Linked DNA regions of Homo sapiens: region 1 is linked to region 2. A link is a contact called in ENCODE Hi-C data. All regions are on one chromosome and are shown on one strand. The core of a region is the stretch at or near the end of the contact, and the rest is flanking DNA. Distances in the headings are between cores, read along the strand shown.

Region 1 (4,471 bases), core at 218-2,717, 2.0 Mb after region 2:
TGAGTCTTTACTGGAATCACGCGGGGGGATATCCAGAATCTAGTGTTCTTGATTTTGATACTCAAAAGACGAACTCAGGGAAGGGAAGCAGGGGGGCAATGCAAGTGCAACTAGCCAGAAAAACCACCCTTTAAAGACTTCAGGAAAAAGATCTGAGAAACAGGGGCCTCCCTAGCACTCAGGTACTTCCCAAGGGCTAATCGTTTAAGCTACCGAGGATTTACGGTCCCACTCTATCTACACTACAGGTATTCCAAAATAATTTCCACAGCTACACATATATTTTAAATGGTCATATATTTGTTCTTTATTAGGTATTACTTTGTAAGGTTATCTGAAATTGTATACATAAAACATACCAATTCCAACCTTTATTAGGATTGTGCCAAAGAGCAATTTTGTAATGTTTAGATTTTGTAGAGACCGGGTCTCACTACGTTGTCCCCGATGGTCTCGAACTCGTGGGCTCAGGTGATTCACCCGCCTCGGCTTCCCAAAGGGCTGGAATTACAGGCGTGAGCCACCGCGCCCGACCTATATTAAGGCAATTTTGAGTAAAATAGACGTTATATCTTAAAATGAACTTAGCAGAAATTACTAGGCATTGTTCAGCAGGGTATTCTCCGAACTGTACCACACAGCAGGGAAGTGTATTTCAGATGCTTAGACTTTCTTTCTGCAAGTTACTGAAAGTGCTACAGGACATTAACTACTTCCGAGCTCAACGTTTTACAGCGTTTCTTTAATTTCATAGAACTTTTAGAAAATAGGCAACGTACTTTTAAAAACTGTTTTAACAAATTTAATAACGCAAATAAAAAGATATCTGATATACCAGATTAAGCTGTTCCATCCACTAAGATTTGCCACTGGACGCAACATCTATTTTTATTCCCTTACCATCCTACCATCGCAACAAACACGCACAGACGCTGCTCTGCATGAAAAAGTCCGCCTGGTTTTGCAAACGCCTGTCGGGCGTCGCGAGAAACGGAAAGTTTACCGCAGGCTCCGCAGAGCAGCGGAAAGACGCTCCGTGAACTTTCCATCTTTTCACGCCCAAGTTTCCACAGCTACAGGGGCGCCGAGGAAAGATGGGAGCGTGTGGGACACTTGGGTCGGAAAAGGGAAATAACGGAGGATAGCAGAGGGAGGGCTAATGCTGGAGAAGACTTCGTGGGCACGAGGCACCTCAGGGACCGCTGAGGGGGAGAGAAGGCAGAGCCGCGACCGCAGGGAGGAGGCGCGGCGGCGTCGGGGGAGCGGGCGGGGACCGGAGCAACAGCGGGGAGGCAGGCCGCGCGCAGGGCTCTTCCCAGGCGACGCCGGACCCCGCCCCGTCCCTCGGCTCACCGTGTCCGAGTCCGTGTTGAGGTGCTGGAAAGCGAGTGCGCCGAGCACAAAGCCCGAGAGCACCGCCGACGTACTCTCCCCCTCCATGCTACCGCCGCCTCAGGCTACACAAGAGGACGAGGGCGGGGCGCGCGGAGGCAAGACCCTGTGGTGGCAGCGAGGCGGGGCCCAGCGAGGAGGCGGGGCCTGCGCCGGCGCACGGGCTGCTGCGCGCTCCGCAGAGGGGCGGGGCGAGGGGGCTGAGGGCGGGCGCGGGCGGGTCCCCAGCCGCGCGCTCGGCTCCTCCTTCGCTTCTGCTGCCGGCCTCTCCCGGAAGGCCGCTGCATGTCGGTACCACTGCAGAGGGCTGCGAATTGCTTTTGGTGGCCTGCGCCTGCTGAGCGACCTGTCACAAACATGCAAAGCTATCAAAATGAACACGGTTGACAGGGTCATTTTAAGACAAGCAATGATTACAAGAATAAAAGAGTTGAGTAGCAACATTACGATGCCACAGTGGATATGCCACGGTTTTGGTTTTCAAGCTGCATTTTAGCACCCTTCACTCACTGAAACTTACAGAATACTAATAACCATTTGGGGATTGTCTTTGCTAGAACTCTCTAGCCATGTTCTGTGTCTGTGTGTTTGTGTGTGTGCATGTGTGTGTTCCCTTGCTTTTAGAAAACTTCAGCCTAATTTAAACAATACATGGATATTTAATGTTCTGACAGTTTAATGATAGGCATAATCATAGTAAGCTGGTTCATTTAATGTAAATGGTAAGGTGAGTGGACCAGGGCTTGGCAAATGTATTTTACACACACACACACACACACACACACGTAAAGGTATGTTTCTTAAATGACTGAAAGTAAGCATAATAGCAGACTACTGAATTAGTGTGGCACATTTGTGGGTTTTGTTGTCAAGCAGTTGTCTGTGGCTGCGTAACACACAATACATATGTATATAATTAATGATTATATATTTATTCCCTAGAATTAAGTTTCTTGCCTTCATTTTGTAGGGGTGAAGGGAAAGCTCTGCCCTCTGAAGGTTCACTGGAGTGAACTAACAAAAGAAAAGATGAACAGAAGGAAAAGGGATACGAATTTATTTTATTTTTTATTTTTTTGAGACTGAGTCTCGCTTGGTCACCCAGGCCAGAGTGCAGTGGCACCATCTCAGCTCACTGCAGCCTCCACTTCCCGGGTTCAAGCGATTCTTCTGCCTCAGCCTCCTGAGTAGCTGGGATTACAGGCACGTGCCACCAAGCCCGGCTTATTTATTTATTTTTTTTGTATTTTTATTAGAGACAAGGTTTCACCATGTTGGCCAGGCTGGTTTCGAACTCCTGACCTCGGGTGATCTGCCCCCTTCGGCCTCCCAAAGTGCTGGGATTACAGGCGCTCCCGACTGGCATACAAATTTATTAATGTGCCCTGGAGAAAATCACAGTAGAGTGATTACCCAATAATCCAATGAGGTTCAGATGCTTATGTACACTTTTTCATAAGGGAGAGGGAGATGGAGGAATGTAAGTAATTTTGAGGATCACAATTGATTCTTTGGATGAGCTTGAGGGATTGCTTGCAAAGAATTCTTTGTGGAAGTTGGATGAGCCCAAACAGCAGTCAATAACTTAGTACAAAGTTCCTCTGGGCTCTAGATTTGATGTTTGACTTTCAGTCTTCTTTCCACAGTCAGTAGATAATGAAATTTCAATGAAGGGGTGGAAGACAATTGTCGTAGGGTTGATAAAGAGTGGACAGTCGTGCAGGAGTATGATTACACAAAGGGAGTATGATGTAATGGTAACAAACTGGGGGAACTTAGAATGGGCTGTTTGTTCAGGTTCTTCTCTGTGTCCTGGTGTCTTCAGAGGTAAGGATATTCCTTTTCTCTATGTAAAGGGAGGGTACCTCTCAAATGATGGTCTTATGACCTACTTCAGGGAAGGACACCGGGTTTTATGGCCTGCCTCAAGGGAGATGGCCAGAGTATTCTTTCTATGGTTTATGGCCTGCTTCAGGGCAAAAGGAGTGAGGGGAAGGTGCAAATGACCTCTTTGCTCTGCTATTTTCTCAAATGCTCAGGTGCTATATTTTGGAGTAGTGTGTCCTGAACCACATCACTAGTTTTACTTCCTGCAACCCAGAGCAGCACAGTAGCTGAACCAAATACTCCTTCGGAAGCCAAAAAAGCTTGGGTATGAGTGGAGATAAGGAGAAATAGTAGATGAGAGTAAAGGAATAAATAAACGGGTTATATAATGAGGGAAATCCAATATTCATTAAGACCTCCAAAGAAACTCAAAGCAAGGGATGATATTGTCTCTTATCTTAATTATATCAGATGCCTGAAATAATGAAGATATATATTGCTAAGAACTCTGCTTTTGAAACCTGAAAAGATCAAATGGAAGCCTGAGTGGCCACACCCTGGGAGGCATTTTCTTTTCTTTTTCTTTTTTTTTTTTTTTTGAGACGGAGTCTCGCTCTGTCTCCCAGGCAGGAGTGCAGTGGCATGATCTTGGCTCACTGGAAGCTCCACCTCCTGGGTTCACGCCATTCTCCTGCCTCAGCCTCCTGAGTAGCTGGGATTACAGGCGTCCGCCACCACGCCCGGCTAATTTTTTGTATTTTTAGTAGAGACAGGGTTTCACCGTGTTAGCCAGGATGGTCTTGATCCCCTGACCTTGTGATCCACCCACCTCGGCCTCCCAAAGTGCTGGGATTACAGGCGTGAGCCACCGCGCCCGGCCTGGCATTTTCATATGATAGGCTGATGGACTGGACAGGTTATTAGTAATTGAATGGGGTTTTAGAAATGTGCAACTATCTTTTAACTCTTATGATTCTTTGCTATAAGGAATCAGTGGTCAAAGATCAAGGATTTGTCTGTAGTATAGTAAAAAAGAAAATAAATATTTAGTCTTTGTCCTGAGTTCCTGGCGTGGGAGCTTCTAAAACCTTAGGAATTTACTGGTTTTTGTATGCTAAAGAATGACTCATGGGAGAGTGTATTCGTCCCTTCTTGCACTGCTATAAAGAAATACCTGGCCGGGAACAGTGGCTCATACCTATAATCCCAGCACTTTGGGAGGCTGAGGTGGGCAGATCACCTGAAATACGAG
Region 2 (4,254 bases), core at 1,194-3,693:
TCTTACCATGTCTTTTTCCTTAGAAAGGTGTATTGAATTGTTTTTATATAGTCTATTGTACTCTATTAACTAGTAGTTAATTTTAGGTTCTAAGAATAAAATGTTATATAAGAACTATGTGTTATTATAATACTTTGATTTAGTTATACATATAAATACATATGTATATATGTACATATATGTGTATATATACACACACACACACACACATATAAATAATCTATTAGATGCTAAGCTGTAGGGGGTTAGCGGGAGACAATACATGGGAATGCTTTCTGGTGATTCTCTTCTCCAAAAGACAGTATGATTCCCAGGTATTAGATGTGTTAGTATCAGATAAAATATCCAGTGGAGCACATAAAATGAAGCAAGACTGAAAATGCACCATAGGAGAAATAAATTCTAAGAATGTAACACTTCGTTAGACAACTGGAAAGTACAAGGCCAATATGCTTAGTAGTTAGAAATGTTGCCCACCTCCAAGAAAACAAAGGATTGACCCGACATGCAGTGGAAGAATGCCAACAAGAAACTTGTTAATCAGTGGCTGATCTCATCTTCACCAGAAAATCTGCTTGAGAGGCATAATATAACGCTGTTTGTAAACCCTGATATCTGTCAAAAGTGCCCTAAGGTCCTCCTCTCTAGCTCCACCACTGCCCCTCACTTAAAAAAATAAAATTACCTTTAATGATAGGGTTTAACAAGCTGCCTTCTTTTTTTCTGTTATGAAAACCTCAACAGCAAATAATTTTTATTTCTTTTTATTAAAGAAAGCAACTCTATATTTGTTCTAAATCTCATGGGACCAGTTATTTTCACCCAAACGGCCAACCAGGTATATACGCTGCTTAACTGTAAACCTCCTTGTTTCTTAGCAGAGGCTTATCGCCATGGTCCAACTATGTTTTAAATTAAGGCATAGCCATCACATGCCAAGCTCTAGCTACTGTTTTCACGAGGAAAGGGCAATTATTCACCCCATCTGAGTGTGACTGTGCCAGACATCATTCAAGAGTGCACCACCCTGATCCCTAGACTCTTCCCCTTTATGCACCCAGTTCAGAGACCCTCCCTTCGGCCATTAGACCATCTGAGCTAAATATAGATCTACACACACCAGCAGTTCCTGACCGTCGTCACATGGTGCTGACGAAGGACTCCTTGGAGACGCGTTCGGCCCAAACACATACACAAATTTGTGTGCATATTCATCTATATACACCATATCCACCGAATTCATCAGGGAGGATGGACACATCTACATTCCGAAGAGAAAATCGCCGTCTAGACAATCTCCTTGTGTTATCTGCCACACTTGTGCCACCCTCGGCAGTGTCAGAGGATTAAGCTACGTTGCTTTTGCCTGAACTGCGCCGATTTGGTTGGGGCAAGACAGCAAGCAGTATTGAAATGGTACGTCCATACACACACACAAAGGCGCGCGCACCCCAGCCCCCGTCTCGCCCTTTTCCCTGGTGCAGCACTTAAGTTGTTTTCACAGCTCCCTTAGAAAGAACCTCCCTTAAGCTGACTGCCCGCGAGGCTCCTAGATACCTCTAGCTCATCTGAGATTCCCCAGGCAGGTGACCCGAGGCGACTCAACTGAGCTCTGGCAAAAGCAAGGCGACTCAGTGTCTCCCAAGTTTGCCAGGTGAACACCGAAGGATGACAGCACATCACCTTGTCGGTGGCGAGTATGTGACTTCTGTTCCCTTGTCCCTTCCTACGAGTCAGACTTTAGATTACATGGCACTGACAACAAAAATAAACAGCTCCCCCTACACACACACGCACACAAAACTGGTCAAGAAGTGGAAGAATCAACCTAGGTATGCACACGAAGGAAAGAAGGGATGAAAAAAATGATGGACGCGATTACAACTCAAGACAAATCCTCAAAAACCACCTATCTCGAGACAGAAGGCCTGGCTGCAGGATCAGGGAGAAAGAGGGAAGGCACAACCCAACCCAACCCAAGCCTGGCCCTGCCCGGGTCCCAGCGGCTCGGCCTCGCACCTGTTGGGGCCGCGGCAGTCCCAGGTACCCGCAGCGGCCGGGCAGGGGCCCTCCCCCGGTCCCGGGCTGTAACTCGGCTCTTGGCGCCCGCGTTCGCGCTCACTCGCCTCGGGATCTCCCGCCGCCTCGGAGCGCACCCGGCAGCCGGTGAAGTCTCTGAGCCCCGCTCGCTCCCCGCGCGGCCCAGGGATCTCCAGGGAGAGCGCAGCGCGCAGTAGGGTCCGGAGTTCCCGCTCCGGGCTGTGGTCCCCCAGCCGGGAGAACAACCCAGCCAGGGAACAACCTACCTGCAGGTGAACTCCGAGTCCTCGGCCTCCCGGCTGCGTGCCGCGCGCCCACAAATGCGACCAAAGGACAGGGAGCTAAAGCGCGCGGGAAGAAGAAAAACAAAATCTGTCTAACCAGTCGGGTTCCTTGTTTATACTGAAACTACGGCAGCCGCCGCCGCGCACGCCCCCCTTGGCTCAGGCGCCTGCCTCCCGCTGCCAGCCCCGCCCCGCCCCGGCAGGCGCGGGCCAATCACCGCGCAGCTCACCGCCCACGCCGCCGCCACCCGGCCCGGCAGGCAAGTCCCAGTGGGCCCCAGACTCCCGCAGCGCGTCAGCCTGGGTGCCCTCCCACGCGGCAGAGGCCCGCGGAGCCCAGCGCAGCGGTGTTTAACAGCGTTGGTCAGGCTGGCTCCGACTGTGCGCGTTTCCTCTTGAGTGCACCTGCCCCGGGCTGTTGTGCAGTCGTGAGTGTGTGTGTGTTCATTCACGTGTATACTATCTGTAAATACCGGCCCGACTCGTTACACAGTATTTATTAACATAATTGTGAGCTAAAGGTTACTGTCCATGTAACTTTCAGAAGAGAGCGGAGAGGAACCACAGAACATTTGCTTAGCAAATAACACATAGATCCTGGTGCTAAGCACTGTGCAAAACGCTGGGGGCACACTTGGCAAAGTAGGCTGGTCTCTGCCATTGTGAAACTTACATAGTCTAGTGGAGGACAGACATTCAGCAAATAATCACCCAAACAAAATGTAGAATTACAGCTGCTAGAAGTTGCACGGAGAGGAACCTGTTCCGTGAAACATGATTCCGGAGGCAAAGCAGGGAGGCTAGTCCTCAGTGAGGGCTGTGTTGTCATGGTAACCACGTACTCACTCCATCATGGGATATTTGATAACTATTTCAGAAAAAAGGTAAAAACCTCCGTACTTCACTTTGTACACATAAAAGGAGGCCAGAGGGAAATAATGATGGAAACAAGGGAAGAAAGAGACCTATGAAAAGAAAAAATTTACAGAATTAGGAGACTCTTACCAACTGTATTTCCTTGAGTAAGTGATACAGCTTTTCTGAGCTTCAGTTTTCTCATATATAAAACAACACTATTCATACCTGTCCTATACTGTTATAATTAAGATTACTGAGGGGGAGGAATCCTTTTCCCTCCTGCTCCATGGGTCCCTCCCCCTCTCCTTCCTGGGGTGGAGTCATTTTGACGCTCACTTTGTCTATTCTTAGCGGATTCCTCTTTCATTTTCTTCATTTATGCCTCCTTTTACTTTTCTTCCTCTTTATGATACTCCTTCCCTCCTTTGTGTAAATAGGACTCCTCTGATTCAGTAATTCACTCTAACCTACTTGAGCCTTTGACTTAACCATAGCTTCTCTGCAGTTTAAATGAGAAGCCATAAGGCCAAGGGAACTTGGTGGGCCAGCCATGCAGAGTGAAACACAGAGGCTGGGTGGCCCTGCCCTGCTGTTGTGGTTGTACTGGTTGGTTGATTTTTCAAGCTCAGTTTTTGCATCCCGATTCTGTAACAAACGAGCCATATGACATTGGGCCAGTCACTTACACCCTTGACATTACTGATCCTGTAGCCAGAAATTAAGAGTTGCAGGGGATTGCTGGCAAGATGGCTGAATAGGAACAGCTCCAGTCTGCAGCTCGTAGCGAGATTCACACAGAAAGCATGTGACTTCTGCATTTCCAACTGAGGTACCCAGTTCATCTCACTGGGACTGGTTGGACAGTGGGTGCAGCCCACGGGGAGTGAGCTGAAGCACGGTGGGGCATCGCCTCACCCGAGAAGTGCAAGGGGTTGGGGAATTTTCTCCTCTACCCAAGGGAAACCATGAGGGACTGAGCCTGAGGAACTCCAGCACAGATACTGTGCTTGTGCCAGTTTTCGCAACCCACAAACCAGGAGATTCCTTCCAGTGCCTACCCCACCAGGGCCCT

Evidence for each region. A loop is a pair of places that touch in the nucleus more often than their neighbours do. Pooled maps may share reads with other maps.
Region 1: a map of CD8-positive, alpha-beta T cell shows a loop between it and region 2 (5-fold over the local background). The contact joins the promoter of ABRAXAS1 here to the promoter of RASGEF1B in region 2. A Hi-C loop is called at or near these places in 2 of 168 maps with a recorded cell type or tissue (CD8-positive, alpha-beta T cell and naive thymus-derived CD4-positive, alpha-beta T cell) and 10 of 50 pooled maps.

What each region holds. Positions count from the first base shown.
Region 1 is chr4:83,483,633-83,488,103 of GRCh38, forward strand. ABRAXAS1 (abraxas 1, BRCA1 A complex subunit) reads right to left here and starts at 1,468. Exons shown (of 9, transcript NM_139076.3): 1 at 1,354-1,468. The coding sequence starts at 1,440. RefSeq lists a silencer at 1,194-1,683.
Region 2 is chr4:81,469,464-81,473,717 of GRCh38, forward strand. RASGEF1B (RasGEF domain family member 1B) reads right to left here and starts at 2,444. Exons shown (of 14, transcript NM_152545.3): 1 at 2,307-2,444. RefSeq lists a silencer at 2,376-2,785.